2 separate regions of the Homo sapiens genome follow, and region 2 is linked to region 1. Evidence: read pairs that join two places in POLR2A ChIA-PET (ENCODE). Cell type or tissue: OCI-LY7. All regions are shown on one strand. Links, peaks and the distances in the headings refer to the core of each region. The heading gives the core; the rest is flanking DNA.

Region 1 (8,092 bases), core at 4,689-7,188:
CAGTGTAGCTTTAGAAAAGTAATTGATGGGAAATAGAGAGAATGGAGGGTACAGATATTTTGATCATAATAAGGTGTTTGATTTTTACCTATAAGTGAGATGGGAAGCTATTGGAAGTCTTTGAGCAGAGTAGTGAAAAAGTATGACTTATGTTTAGCAAGGTCACTCTGGTTGCTGTGTTAATCATAGACTGAAAAAGGGGACAAGGGCAGAAACAGACCAATTGGTAGACCATTAGTACAGATTAAGACGTGACTGAAATGGACAGAGTGGTCACAGTGAGGGTGGTGAGAAGTGGTTGAATTCTTGATATATGTTGAAATAGAGTCCATAGGATTTGGTAGTAGACCAGATGAAAGTGGGAAATAAAGGGAGGAGTAAAACATGATGCCAAAGTTTTTTGACCAGAGCAGCTGAGAGAATGGAGTTGGATAATTCTTATAAATTATTGCATTAAATCTGTGCATCATATCACATGCCCACTTAACTACAGGTAATTTTACCATATAAGCTTGTGGGGGGAAAAGAGGAAAAACAGAAAAAAGGATGGAAAAGCATGTTTTAAAATATAATAAATTAGGCCTTAATGAAAAATTGTCCTTGAGAAACCTGAGATGGAATACTCTAAATCTGATGTGTTCTCTCAATCTTTAGAACTGAACTAGGAATTAACTCTGAGAGTTCATGATGTTATGAGACCCTTTGCCTGTTTTGGAAATTCGGTTGTTTTCAATATTTGCTTTTGCAATGATGGTACCTGTTATTTTTTCTGTAAGGTAGATTCCTACAAATAAGATGTCAGGCCATTAGATCATGTCAATCTAAATATTTGATAGGTTTTGCCAATTACCTTTTAAAAAATAATTTTAGCAAGTTTCATTCCTTAAAATATATTAGGGACTGCTCATTTACCTTGTTTTGATTCATGTATATATAAAATCTGTTTAAGTCTTTATAAATAACCTGGGAAATTGCCTGGTTTTTTGGTCCATTTCTATTGTGGTGTTTGTTTTTTAAATTTGTAAGCATTCTTTATATATCATTTAATTCTTTATTATAATTTGCAAATATTATCTCTACCTACCTTTAATTTTATAGTATCTAGTCATGTGAAATTTTAAAGTTTTTATGTAGGCAAATCTGTCCATCTTTTATGGTTTCTGGGTTTCAGCATGCTAACAAAGTTGATATAAATATGATCTCATATATATATTACAAAAACTTTTTAGAGATAGGATCTCACTCTGTCACCCGGGCTGGAGCAACCATAGCTCCCTGCAACCTCAAACTCCTGGGCTCAAGTGATCCTCCTGCCTCAGCTTCCCAAGTAGCTAAGATTATAGACATGTGCCACTATAGCTAGTTGGTTTTTTTTTGGTTGGTTGGTTTTTTTTTTTTTTTTTGGTAGAGAACGTATCTCAGTGTGTTGCCCAGACTGGTCTCAAACTTCTGGCCTCAAGCTATCCTCCCACCTCAGCCTCCCAAAGTGCTGGGATTACAGGCATGAGCTACTATACCTGGCCAATCTCTTGTATTTTCTTCTGATACTTTTGTGATTTTACTTTATAGACTTTAATTTAGAAAGTTAGATATGAGCATTCAGCATATTTTTGGATATGGTATGATATGGTTTAGATCTGGATTGCATTTGTCATGGTTTGGGAATTATATCTACCTTTTATTTTCTTCCACTTGGGTAGCTGATTGTCTTGTAAGGCATCCTTTCCCCACTGATAATGCCACCTTTTTCTATATTAAGTTCTCACAAACTTTGAAAAAAATCAAGTTTATTGATGTATAATTGATACACAATGAAATGCACCCATTTTAACTATATAGTTTTATTGATTTTGATAAATATATACACTATCACTGCTACTACAATCAAGCTTTAGAACAATTGAATTACCTCCAAAAAGTTCCTTCCTGTCTGTAGTCATTTCTCCCTCTTGGCCCCAGGCAACCACTGATCTGTTTATTAGTTTTCCTACTCTAGAATTGCATATCCATGGAATCAAGTAACATGTACTCTTCCATGCCTGGTTTCTTTCACTTGGCATGTTTTTGAGATTCATCCAATTTGTGTTTGTCACAGATTTTTGTTTGTTTCGTTTTTTTAAATACAATATGACTATACCACAGTTCATTCATTTTCTGGTGAACATTTAAATTGTTTTCAGTTTTAGGCTGTTGCGAATAAAGGTACTGTTTTGTGTGCATGTTTTTGTGTGAACATATGTTTTCATTTTTCTAGGGTAAATACCTTAAATTGGAATTACTGGGTCACATGGTAAGTTTATGTTTAAATGTATAAGGAACTGCCAAACTATTTTCCAGATGATTATACTACTTTACATTCCCATCATCAGTGTATGAGAGTTCCAGTTCTCCAAATGTCAGCATTTGATGTTCTCAGTCTTTAATTGCACACGTTCTGAGAGGTGTGTAGTGGTATCCCATTGCAGTGTTTTTTTTTAAGTGGTACTAAAATACACAACATCAAATATACCATTTTAACTATTTTTAAGTGTACAGTTCAGTGACATAAAGTACATTCACATTATTCTGCAGCCATCACCACTATCCATCTCTGAAACTTTTTCATCTTCTCAGTCTGAAACCCTATCCATTAAACAGTAACTCTTCATTGCCTACTCTCCCTATCTGCTGGTAATCACTGTTCTACTTCATATGTGAATTTGACTCTTCCAGGTACTTCATATAAGTGGAATCATACGATTTTTGTCCTTTTGTGTCTGGCACATTTCATTTAATAATAATAATGTCCTTGCGTTAGGCCATTCTTGCGTTGCCTTAAATGAATATCTGAGACTGGGTAATTTAAAAAGAAAAGAAGTTTATTTGGCCCCTGGTGCTGCAGGCTGTACAAGCATGGCGCCACCATCTGCTCAGCTTCTGGGGAGCCCTCATGGTGAGTTTACTCATGGTGGAAGGCAAAGGGGGAGCAGGCGTGTCATATGGCGAGAGCAGGAGCAAGAGAGAGGGTGGGGAAGTGGCACACCCTTTTTAAACGACCACATCTGCGAACTCACTCTGTATCCCAAGGAGAGCACCAAGCTATGAGGGATTGCTCCCATGACCCAGTTACCTCCCACCAGGCCCCACCCCCAACATTGGGGATTATATTTTAACATGAGATTTGGGCAGGACAAATATTCAAACCGTATCAGTCATCAAAGTTCATTCATGTTGTAGCATGTATCCAAATTTGATTCTTTAAGGTTGAGTAATATTTCATTGTGTGCATATATCACTTTTTGTTTTATTTATTTATTTGTCAGTGGACATTTGGACTCTTTGTAACTTTTAACTATGTGAATGATGCTGCTATGAACATTGGTATATAAGTATCTGTTTGAGTCCCTTCTTTTAATTCTTTTGGTTATGTACTTAGGAGTGGAATTGCTGGGTCATGTGGTAATTGTATGTTTAATTTTTTTAGAGACTGCCATACTGTTTTCCACAGTGACTGCACCATTTTACATTCCCACCAGCAGTGAATAAGGGTTCCAATTTCTCTGCATCTTTTCTAACACTTGGTAATTTCTGTTTTTTATTTAAAATAATTGCCATTCTAATGGGTGTAAAAAGTCATTATGGTCTTAATTTACATTTTCTTCATGACTGCTGTTGAGAAGTTTTCTTTTGTGTGTCTGTTCAAATATTTTCACATTCTTTTCAGAACATATGTTCTTTGTCAGATAGATAAATGTATTTCTTCTGTATCCTTACTGATTTTCTGTCCACTTACTAATTACCGAGAGAGGAATGTTGAAATCTTCAACTATAATTTTGAGTTTATCTTCCTTCTGCTCTGTTCATTTTTTCTTCATATGCTTTGAAGCAAAGTCTTTAAAGTTGTGTCCTTAGGTGTGTTCACATTTAGGACTGTTAGATCTCCTTGATTAATTGATGTCTTTATCATTATGAAATGTCTCTGTTTATCGCTGGTAATGTTCCTTATCTAAAGTCTACTTTGATATTAGTGTATCCATTCCTTTCTTATGATTAATTTTTGCACATTATATCATTTTGCTGTGTTTTTATTTTCAGCTTATTGGTCATTTAATGTCTTTCTTTTAGATAGCATATAGTTGCATCTTGCTTTCAGATTGACTTTTTACGATCGTTGCTTTTTGATTAAGTCCATTTACATTTATTGCAGTTGGCAATATAATTGTGTTTAAGACACTATTTGTTTTCTATTTGTCTAATCTTTTCTTCCTTTTCTGCCTTCTTTTCGGTTAATGGAGCATTTTTGGAATTTTGTATTGTCTCCATTATTAGCTTGTCCCTCTGTTTTTTTTCCCCCCAGTGATACTTCTAGGATTTACAATATGCACCTTTAACTTACCTCAATCTACCTTCAAAAATATTATTCCTCTTAATGTATAATGTAAGAATTTTGGAATAGTATACATCCATTTACTCTCCCTCATTCTTTTTGGTATTATGATCTTAACATTTTACTTCTATATGTGTTATAGATTCCACAGCAGCGTTTGAAACTATTTCTTTCAAAGGCCAGTTGTCTTACGAAGAAACTTAAAAACTAAGAATAACATTCCTTTATATTTACCTTCATATTTACCATTTTTATTTATTTTTCTTTGTGGAGATTCCTTTTTGTAGATCCAAGTTTGTTGCTGGTGTTATTTTCCTTTTACTTGAAAAAATTTCTTAAACATTTCTAAAGTATAGGTCTACTGGCTACAAAATCTTTCAGCTTTTGTTTGTATGGAAATGTCTTTATTTCACTCTTCATTTTATCGTACAATTTTTCAAACCACACAGACTTTAAAATAATTGTAGAATATAATTTCACAACATTTTGTTCTATTTGTTATTGTCTTCTATCTTGTCCATCTATCCATCCTGTCTTCTTCTAGTGTCTTTTTTTATGCTTTTCAAAGTAAGTTGCAGTTGTTAGTATACCACACCCTTAACTTGAGCATGTATGTTAACTAAAACTTAGTAGTTTAGTATTTTTAACTAGAATTTACTATGCTGTTCCAGTTATTTATTGCTGTGTAATACATTGCCCCAAACTTAGTGCCTTAAATATCAGCAACTATTTATTTTGCTCATGAATCTCTCATTTGGTCAGGGATTGGCAAGGAGAGCTTGTCTTTGACAATACATTGTAACAACTGTTTACATAGCATTACATTGTATTTGGTATTATAAGTAATCTAGAGATGGTTTAACATATTTGAAGATGCATGTAGGTTATATGCAAATACCATGCCATTTTATATAAGGGATTCGAAGCATCCTTGGATTTTGGGATCCATGGGAGTCCTGGAACCAGTCCTCTGTAGATAGTTGAGGTATGACTGTAGTCTTTGGATTGAAAGACTCACTAATTTCACTCAGATTCAAGGAGAAGGGCCATAGACTCCACCACCTGATGAAAAAATGACAGTGTTACATTGTTAAGAGCATGTGGAATGGCTTCTATTGTGACCATCTTTGGAAAATACAGTTGACCACATATACCATTTCATGAGCTGTGACAAATGTATACACCTTTGCCAGAAAGTTCTATCAGGGTATAGAACCTACACCTCTTCCTAGTTATTCCTTCCCCCCACACCACCCCTAGAACCTAACATTGTTCAGATTGTTTTCATCTTAGTTTAGCTTGCGCAGAACTTTATGTAAGTAGAGTCATACAATACTTATATGTTGTAAAAAGTTTCTTTTTGCTCAACATAATGTTTTTGAGATTCATCCATATTGTTGAATGTTTCGGTGGTTTGTGACTTCATCTGTTAAGGGACACCTGGGCTGTTTTCAGTTCCAGGCTGTTTTCAGTTCCCAGCTATTATAAAAAGGTACAATGAACATTTGTGTAAAAAAAGAAGTCTCTGTGTGGACATATATGTTTCTTTTTTCTTGGTTAGTTGATGTGTTTTTCTTTCAGCATTTGTTTTTGATGAGAAGTCTGGTTATACAGTCATGTGCCGCATGCTGACATTTCAGTCAACGAGATCATAGTTGACAATAGTCATTTAAGATTATACCACCATATTTTCACTGTACCTTTTCTAGGTTTAGATGTATAAATACTTACACTTTGTTACAGTTGCTTACAGTATTCATTCAGTATAGTAACATGCTGTACAGCTTTATAACCTAGGAGCACCCGGGCTATACCATGTATCCTAGTTCTGTAGTAAGCTATACCATCTAATCTAGATTTGTGTAAGTACGTTCTATGATATTTGCACAATGATTACCATGCTGAGAGTTGTTGGGGTTTTGTTTTTTTTTTCTTTTTGAATCTGTACATTTATGGTTTTCCTTAAATTTGGAAGATTGTTGCCATTGTTTCTTCTATATATATATTTTTTACCACCTTTACTCCTCTTTCATCATTTCCTCTTTTTCTGGGACTCCAGTTACACATATGTTAGACTGTTTGGTATTATCCACAGGTCATTAACATCATATTCATTATTTTTCAGTCTTTTTATTTCCCTGTGCTTCAGTTTGCTTTGTCTTCTATTTTACTGTTTTTTCTCCTCCCTTGTTAAATAATTTCAGATATTTCGCTTTATATTTCAAGAAATTCCATTTGATTCATTTTATTCATGTATTTTTTTGAATTCTTGAGCATATTTGTAATAGCTGTTTGAAAATCAGGTTACTTATTGATTTCTTGAATTTTTTCACTCTGAATTTGTTGGTTGGTTTTTTCTCTTGGTCATGGGTTGTATTTTCCTAGTATTTATTTTATTTTATTTTTTGTTTTTTACATATTTAATGATTTTTTAAGATTGGATGCTGGACATTGTAATATTTTGTTGTTGGGTGTCTAGATTTTGTTTTCTTTTAGAGTGTTTTGTTTTGTAGCCACCTAAATAACTTGCTGGTCAGTTTTATCCCTTCAGGGCTACATTGGAGTTTGTCTAGAGAAGGCTTTGCTTTAATGGTAGTAGCTCCTACCTAAGGCATGATCCTTCTGAGTCTTTACTAAATGCTCCCAGTGTCACCGTGTTCTCTTCACTCAGGTTAGAGAGAATTTTAGGAGTCTCCCAGTCCTTTATAAGTACTGGGAATATTTCAGCTTACTGCCCCTCTTTCACTAGCTTCATGGAGTCACTTACCTTAATCGTGTACAGTTAGTACTCAGCAGTGGACTCTCAAATGGCAGATTTCTGAAGCCATTTCTCTGCCTTCTCAGACAAGCACTTGTCTGGCACTTGTCATCAATTTTACCCACTTCAGCTTTCTCAGCTCTGATCTCTTGATTCTGAACTCAGTAAAACTGCTGTCTTCTCACTGGATTTCCCCTCCATTGACTGCAGGTTGGAAATTACCTCCAGGCAGACATCCAAGCAGTGGATGGCTCACCTCCTTTGTTTTTGTCCTTTCATGCATTATAGTCCTCTGCTGCCTGTTATCCAAGGTCTGAAAATTCTCGTTTGAGAAGGAGCAACTGTCAGATACTTTCGGATCTTTCTCTGAAATTAGCTTTCTGTTGTGCTTGTTGTGCTTACCTCTTTGTCTAATGCTAATACCATATGAGGTTTTTTTTTTTTTTTTTAGAATGTTTTAAGCTATACACTTCTAAGTGTATAGCTTGTTGCACTTTCACACACTGAGCACCCGTTTAGCTAGCATTCAGATCAAAAAACAGCAGCAGCTCCTGCGTAGCCCCTTGTGCTCTGTGTCACTACCCCTTTTCTTCCATGTGTAACCACTGTCCTGACTTCTCATAGCATAGATTAGATTTGCCTGTTTTCATCCTTTAACTAGAATCAAGCACATTTAGTTGTGTCTGACTTCTTTTAATGTATTTGTGAGATTTATTCACATTGTTGGTTGTAGTAATTGTTTATGATAGTCGCTGTATATTCCATTTTAAGAATGGAAGTGATATTCCATTTTAAGAATATGCCATAGTTTAATCTGCTGTTACGGACATTTAATCATTTTTGGTTTGGAACTGTTAAGAATATTGCTGCTGCTCTAAACATTTCAGTGATTGTCTTCTTGTGAATATGTTTACTTCTGTTTGGTATACTTAAGAGTGAAATTTTTAAGTCATAAGGTATGCATATAT
Region 2 (8,092 bases), core at 3,223-5,722, 92 kb after region 1:
GAGACGGAGTTTCACCGTGTTAGCCAGAATGGTCTCAATCTCCTGACCTCATGATCTGCCCACCTCGGCCTTCCAAAGTGCTGGGATTATAGGCGTGAGCCACCGCTCCCAGCCTCTTACTGTAACTTTTAAGAAGGGCATATATCTACGTAGTGTCATCACCATAAAGATAAATCAACCAAGTGAAAATATTTTGAAACTTTGGAAATGTATAAACTCCAAAATCATCATCAGTTACATCATCAATTATGTCCCTAAAGATCCCATCACTCTGCCTCACACTGGGGTCTTGCCTACTTCTCTGTTCCAAAAGGGCACAGTAGTGGTATCAAATCTGTTTCTTGAGGCAAATGAAGTACCTTGCTCCAAAATAATCACCCACAGCAGGCAGATAACCTCCAAGTGCTTCAAGCTGAGATTGAGCAGGAGGATCCCAGCTCATCACAACTGGGTGGTAAATATACACTTGGGCCCAAATGGAAGGAAATGCATTACCCTACAATGCATACCCAACATGCTTGCATCCAGGCCCCAAATCCAGCAAAACAATGCTATTCCCCTTCAACATGTGTTAACGGAACTGAGATATTTTTCCAATTTAAATTGTGTTCCCCAAAGTCTTCATTATTCTCTAGTGCCTATTACAATCTGTGTTTTTATGTTTACTTCATGACTGCCTAGTTCCCTCCTGAAATTTTAAGCCTCGTGAGAGTAAGAACTATCTGTTTTCTTTACTCCACTGTCCTGTACATACATACTTGTTGAATGAATGTATGAATGCCACCGTGATTGCAAAGTCCAAGGGAAATGATGTTGATTCACTGCACACTGTACAGGAGGGTGTCAACCAGACTTCCAGATTTCTACAGAAATTACCAGTAAAGGGTAGTATAAGAATGGTTCCTGCATGTGAAAAATGATCTTGGATGGAGCTGTTGTGGCATTCACCTGCTCCTCATACTCTCCTGCCACTGTGCAGGGACAGCACAACCCCCGTGCTGCTTTCTTGAGTGTAGCTCATTTCAGAAAAGCAGTAAAAGGAAAACCCACTTGTTTGCTTTATGTTCCTAAGAAGGTGGTGAGTAAATCAATCACGTTATCCTAAGAAGTGACTTGAATTTTATGAAGGCTCCTTTGTTTCCATTGCACTCCTTTCTACCCATCTCTACTCCCACCTCCACCCCCACCCTCAAATCATGCTTATAATTTCCATTATTCAATTAAGGGTGGCTTTTTTCTCATCACAAACATCTGTGTGCTTTAAATAGCTTCTACATAACCGAAGTGGAAGTAGTCATGTAGAACAGCACATGGCCACTCCAGGGGACATGAGAAGCCTCTGCCTAAAGGTAGTTCTCCCTTCTGTCATCTGATCTCACACATGGCACTGCAAACCTGCAGTTATTTAGCCATGTGCTTTGTGACATTGATTTCACTTCCTTGGGTTATTCTTACCGTCTTTAGGAACTTAAATATTTAAGAAATAAACAAATACTATTCAAAGAGAGCTGTACCATTATTATATGCATTTAAGTGAAAAACTACCACTTCCCATATATATTTATCTCATGACCACCTAATTGATAAAAACATGTTAACTGTTATCTTATATTGCCTCAGGGAAAAAGTCTGAATGTTGATTGGAGGCACTGCAGGATAGCCATTCGATACCTGCTTTTGTGACAATAAACTAAAGCATTGGATTTTGGTGGATTAGGGATAAAAATGGCTTGACAGATCATCTTGTCCAGCCCTCAGTATATAGATGAGAAGACTTAGGTCTCAAGCTCTGAAGCGCTTTGCTCAGGATCGCTGGCCATTTCATATATGTAACAAGCTCCCACTTCATGCTCATTTCACAGTAGCGTGTCACTTTCAGGTCAGCTTCCTTCAGTGGGCGTTGTCTTTGCTTAATTAAATGTCAGGAGGTCCCCCCAGAAGGCTTGACTCAGGGAAGGAGGGCAGACCCTCCCAGTTCTCTCACTGACTAGCTTTCGTTTGTTGGATTGTTTTTACTGATAAAAAAGTTCAGAAATTAGAGCCAGGTTCCTGTTCACGTTCCCTACCCAAGCCCCTGAAGAAGCAAATTGGTGAATGTTCCCCAAATTCTTTTACTCTCTAGTATACAGTAAGCAGTACTGCCAAAAAGTTTCCCAAAGTCATGTTCCTCTTAGATATTTTTCCTTGAAAACTGTTGTCTGGCATGGAGATCCAACCTGTGTGGAAAGTTCCAGATGCCCTGGTCCTAGCTTCACCTGCCCTGCTTTTGCTTCCTGTTCTCACTGCTTGTCTCCAGGTTTCCATTTGAAGGCTTGCAGTGCTACTGTGCCCTTACTGTTAAATCCTGCCTTGCTTGCCATGTTTTATAGACAAGGAAAGCATTTTCTACCAGAGCTCAGGAGCAGCCTTGAGGTCAGGGGTAACGTTTTTCATTGGTAAGTATTCAGTAGTTGCTGAATGACAATTGGGTGGAAAGGGGAGGGGTGCCTTAGAAAAAATGTCTGTTCTTTGTGGTAATGAAATTGCTTCCAATTTATTTTCTGATCTCTTTGAGAACTATTTCCTGTCGTCTTCCCGCACCATGCATTCTGATTTCTGGGGCATTCAGTGCTCCCTCCCTTCCTTTATTCAAGGGGCTCTTGGAAAAGAAATCTCTGAAGAAAAAATGTGTGGGCAGTGGGAGACTTCTCATTCTCTCCACCAAATACTTAGCCCTTTCATTCATGAGAAACCCCTGCTTTAGGATGGTGTGGATCTGAGTCAGCAGGGCTGGGTTCATTTGTATATACTCCAGGTTGTGGAGGTTGTTCCTGGGTCTTGGCCTTTCATTTTGGGAGTGCTCCACACTTCTGTCTCCATATACTATGTATTTAAGAAGCTTGCCTTTCGATTTCCTGCCAGTGGCTGGATCTTGGGGATCACTGCACAATGCTTGTATGCCCCACTGGAGAAGTCTCTCATGGCACCTTTCCCCTCCCATGGTGGTGGAATGCTGTCCACAGAAAGCTTCTCTTCACTGTTCAGAGACTCTAAAAATAAGACCTGAACTGACTTGCTCTGCCTACTGAAAGGGGACCTCCTTATATTCACCATTGCCCTCACACCCTTTTCCTTGGAGTCTGTCTTTAGGGTCACCCTGGGAGCTGCCTGGGCCTCCACCTTCTTAAGGAGGCAACTCCTGAGAGCTGGGTAGGGACTGTCTTTGTCCAGACTGTCTGAAGAGCATCTTGTTCTTTACCTCCCTCTCCTGTTCTTGACTATTGCCTTCACTGCTGCCTCGCTCTCGTCTACCAGGGTGGTATTATAAAGTATGTCCTTGGAGGTGAGCTGTTTGACCAGCTCCTTGTTGCCTAGAAACCTAAGAAATTGTCAGAACAATCCGGCATGCATCAGCTCTGACCTTTGGAGCTTTGACTGGCATTATTTATAAAAGGCTTTCTGCTCTGTTAGCCGAGCATTGGCTTCATATTTCTCCATGGACTCCAGAAAACTGGGTTTCTTTTTTGCAAGTTCTCTTGTTTTCAGTTGAGAACGGTATTGAGTAGGACTTCTCTGTTTCCTTGAGTTTTATGTTCTCTCCAAATATGGAATAGCACTTGCTTCCCTGGGTGCCAACGCTGGCCGACCAGCTCTGAAAGTTGCTCTGCTTGTGGTTCTTCCCTGAGATGCTAGTTGGGCCTGGGAATCTTCCATTTCTCTGCCCACCAGGTGACCTGGCAGTCAGTGTTCTGTCAAAGACCTGTGAGGGTGCTTAGTGAACTGTGGGCACTATGACCACAGGGTACTATTCTGGGTCCCAGTGTTTGTTTTTAAGAACTCTGTAGGTTGACAGGACATGCTGTCTGGTGGCCAAGTGCTTCTGCCAAGAGTATGGGGCCTGGGAGACATGTTTCCTGGCCTGCTTATTGCAGGCCTAGCTTCCACCTAAGAGCTATCCGCTTCCCAAGGGGACATCCACCATGTCTCTGTGATAGGAGCTGAATAGTAGGGGCAGGACTGAAAGGTCTGTATGTTTGCTTTTCAGTCAGGTACAGGTGTTGGAGGTTTCTTAAATTTGGTTTCTTTTGATCTCCCTGGCAGGCAGTGATGGGGAAGTTTTTAGTAAGGTTATTAACAGAGATAGAGGATTTAGAGTTAAAATTTAATAGGGAAATTTTTCTATAGGATGGTTGAAAATGATGCTTTGTATAGTTTTATTGTATGAACTTTTCAGGGATAGAATTAGTCAATTTGTAGAAATTGGGCCGCCTCTGTTATTGTGATATATTAGAACTGTATTGAATGATGAGACTTCCCAAAAGTTTAAAACAAAAAAAGGAGGCAGAAGAGAACGAGGATATAAATGAGGACACTCTCGCTGAGGACACATCAGCTGTTAGCAGTCTGTCTCTGTGTACCGAGCTCAAGAACTGTGACTTTGGTTGGAAGTTAGACCTTTTCTATCCAGCTTCAGACATGGTAACCTTCACATAAGCTGCTGGATTTGTTCTACCAGAAATTTAGTCTGTTGTGTGACTCCAGCCACTTTGCAACTCAAGATTATTACTTGTTCAGGTTTCTTTCATTAAATAGCTAACCATTTAACAACTATTATCTTCTTAGGGTCGACTGATGGTTACCCATACAGTATATACATCATCCATATCCTTTCCTCTCCTACTATATCTCACTCCTATTTTCCAGTCCATCCTCATCTCTCCTCAAGATCAACAGACCCCAACCTCTTTTACTTAAACGTTGTATTCCTGAAGTAGTCCTGCCCTTTCCTTCAGCCTGCGAAGCCTTCTCAAAGACTTCTTTTCCATGCATCTAGACTCTGCCTGGTTATTCTCCTTCCTTCAGAGTTATTTCTTTGTCAAATGCTGCTAATGTATAAAAACACAAAGCTTTGATAGTTCCTTCTGTCCCAACGGAGCCTTACGCTTGGCTGACATTTAGGGTAAAGGTGGTATTTTTATTAGTAAAATTAAATGATACAGAAGTGAATTCTAAAAATAGTTACATAAATCTAAGAGAGTTTTCATGAATTCAGGTTGCCCCAAAGATTTAGGCCATACCTCTTCCATGGAATGGCTGTCATGCAGTTTGGATGGTTGACCTCAAAATTATTCCCAGCCCCAGAAGTGGAGTAGGTATATTAGTCTAAGGCAGTCAGGGTAATGCTATCTTCCATGCCACAGATTGGCTTGGAATGGGGATAACCAAAAGCACTTTGGGCCTGTGAGATTTGACAGAGTGTTTACTGTGAGCCTAGGGAAAGAACATGCCTGCTCTCATGTGAGAGTATGAAGAAACACTGCCTAAGCAAGGAATCATGTGGCTCCAGTTTTTACTGTCAGCCTTTCTACCACCAGGGAGACCAGCCTTGAGATGATGCAGGTGCATGGACAGCTGTGTGGAGGGATAGAAGAATCCAGTTTTTAAACCAGATGGCTGAGCTATTTCATTAAGTCACCCCAGAAGTCTTCAACTAACAGTATCTTAACTGGTGAACTCCTGTGACTGATACAGGAAAATTTTACTTCGTAACAAAGTATGATAATTCCTTTGTGCAGGAAGGAGGTTTTGTGGAAATGATGTTGATTCACTGCACACTGTACAGGAGGGTGTCTCTTTGACACCACCAACCTTAAATAGTAGGAAAGCCATCACAGTGGGTTGGGTGGTTGGATTGCTTTATTGCAACTAATAAAGGGTCAGTTGTGCAGTTGTTAACTATCTTTCACTTCCCTCAGAACTGTATCTCCTAGCCCAGTGCCCTATAGGTCAAAAATGCCAGTTTGTTGTACAGTCAGCAGAGCCCAGTACTATGCTTTAAAACATTCGGGGATAATCATCAAATATTTAATCAGAACAGATGCTGCCTGTAAACAACCACTGCAGCCAAGAACAGTCTGCATCTGAAACACTGCCTGCAACTATAAATATGCCCATATGCTTGAACAATTTTAGTGTTGTAAAAATCTTGTTTTTATAAGCAATTAGTTTCATCTCCTATTATATGAGGATTAACTTTGCAGTGATGTACTGATGTTAAAAGAGAAAAGAATCAAAAAAGCCTTGGTTGTGGTGAAACCCAGCAAAATGTGGGTCTGCACCAAGTTCCAGATGAATATCAAACAGCACTGTCCCAGTTGGATTAAGGTGATGACACCCCTACCATGGCTACAGTACCAGGTCATTTGATTTTCCCCAGGGTCATAGGAGTGTTAGCCCAGGTGATCAGCTCAACACCCCCTGAGATCCATGAGGTATATACTTTGAAATTTCAATTCCATTACTACTGACTGCATCTCAATCCTATGTTAATACTTTCTTGAGTAATATTCTGTTGACCTAGTTATCCACGTTGGAAACTTCAAAGGCATCATCTTCAGCTCTTTGTTTCTGACTCCCTATCCAGTTCTCCAGTTCTGTATACACCATCCCAGAAATGGTCCTCGCATCCAGTTAATCTCTGACATGGACTAATAGGCCTTTCTACAGCTTCAGTGTATTCTCTTCTCTGCTTCTGGAACCCAGGATTTAGGTGCTACAGTCATACTATCTTTGACATTCCATCTCCCTGGAGAATTTGGAAATGGGGAAATAACATTACTCTTAACAAAGCAAGATTAACAGTCCTGTAACCAGACCCAAGGCACTGACCCTTCTGTGAAAGCCTATATCCAACCAGCTACAGGAACCTCTACAGAGAGACTAAAAAAGGCCAGCCCTGGAGGAGCCAGTGGTCAGGAGAACATAGGCATAAAGCCTCCTAAGGATGTAGCCCATCAACCCTGGGAGTGGGTTCCTATAAGGAATAGGCACTTCGGGCAAATATGGCCCGATGACACCAGCCACTGGGATCTTCTGACTCTCTCCTGTATAATGTGAGTTCATTTGTTTATTGTGTTTAAAGTGAATTCTGCCTCCCTAAAGGCTGAGAACTTCCTTTGGCTCAGTGTTCACTTCGTTTGGCCTCTGACTTCCAACTGATGCATCAAGCCAATGCGCAAGAAAAGTTAATAAATAAAAATAAGATTTATTACAGAGCCAGCTGGGCACTCATACATACATGGAGGAGTCCCTGTGTCATTGGAACACTGTAGCTTTTCTCTACAACAGTCCCAGGCTAGGCAGCTCTTTGTAGGCCCAAGGGAATTGATGCATAAGTAAGGCATGGTCTTCCTTGACTACACATCTTGTATACAAGGTATTAAGGCCCTTGGCCACCTGACTTCGGCCCATTTTTTCAATCTCAACTCTACCCTAAATTCCCCACACAGGTCATTCATTCTCCAATGAGGTTATTCTCCTGATCTCTGTGTGGGTTCTTATACATAATGGAATTGTGTGTTTTTCTCCTGTTTAAAGTTTGGAACATCATGTTAGCCATCATTTTATTCTCTTTGCTTTCACTGTATTGCACTCACATACTGTATGTGGAATCAGTGCTACCCATTAGACCCATGGCTCATCAGTGGGAAATGGTGTCAGATCTCACAGAGGGCAGCTTCATGGGGCTCTAGGTTCTTCAGGCTTCCTTCACAGCCTAAGCTCCATATTTAAATCCAGCATTCAACCCTAATCACTGCTGTTCACTAGCATCTGCTACATATTCTTGCTGACAGACACTGTGTTTGCTCTTGAAAGATAACAAAATGCTTGAAGCTTCCCTCCAACGAGTGATAATTCACTGAAGCTCAGAGGCAGCAGGAGCTCCAGTCTGCTCTGCTGCTCTGAAATTGTGGAAAGTAGGAAAGGTGTCCAGAGGTCATATGGCCCAAGTGATGACATATCTGAAGCACAGAGAGGGGATGGGCTAAGAGTCACCTGTATCCAAAATTCAAGTTAACACCTATCAAGTTGTGAAAAGTTACTTTGGGACATCCCAAAGTTACACAGAGAGCTAGAGCTAGGACTCAGACCTGGAACACCAGACTTCAGTCTCTCTGAACTGCACTGGGTTGTCTCTGCTCAAGCCTTATTGGAGAGAGAACTGACAAAAGGCAAGGCTAAGGAGTGCTCTTTGTGGATGCAGCAGGAGAAGAAACACCCTTCCAATGAGGGGTCCACACAGAGTTCAAATGTCCCCTTTGTTCATACTGAA

What was found. Peaks named below come from ENCODE experiments on the same cell type or tissue, not always from the same donor. Only the 100,000 strongest peaks of a DNase experiment are listed, where the experiment ranks them.
Region 2: POLR2A ChIA-PET joins it to region 1 with 5 read pairs; 2 of 35 experiments call an interaction of 5 or more read pairs at or near these places.

The regions. Positions count from the first base shown.
Region 1 is chr15:25,416,124-25,424,215 of GRCh38, reverse strand. The region is part of intron 1 of UBE3A (ubiquitin protein ligase E3A); the gene reads left to right. SNHG14 (small nucleolar RNA host gene 14) reads right to left here. Exons shown (of 148, transcript NR_146177.1): 148 at 4,754-5,428. Among named protein-coding and RNA genes, the nearest start is that of UBE3A, 19 kb to the left of the region's middle. In OCI-LY7, for the core only: no CTCF peak of the experiment used is centred there; a DNase peak (open chromatin) is centred at 5,805; H3K4me3 peaks cover 1,075 bases; H3K27ac peaks cover 2,238 bases.
Region 2 is chr15:25,323,138-25,331,229 of GRCh38, reverse strand. The region is part of intron 146 of SNHG14 (small nucleolar RNA host gene 14); the gene reads right to left. Among named protein-coding and RNA genes, the nearest start is that of SNORD109B, 49 kb to the right of the region's middle. In OCI-LY7, for the core only: no CTCF peak of the experiment used is centred there; no DNase peak of the experiment used is centred there.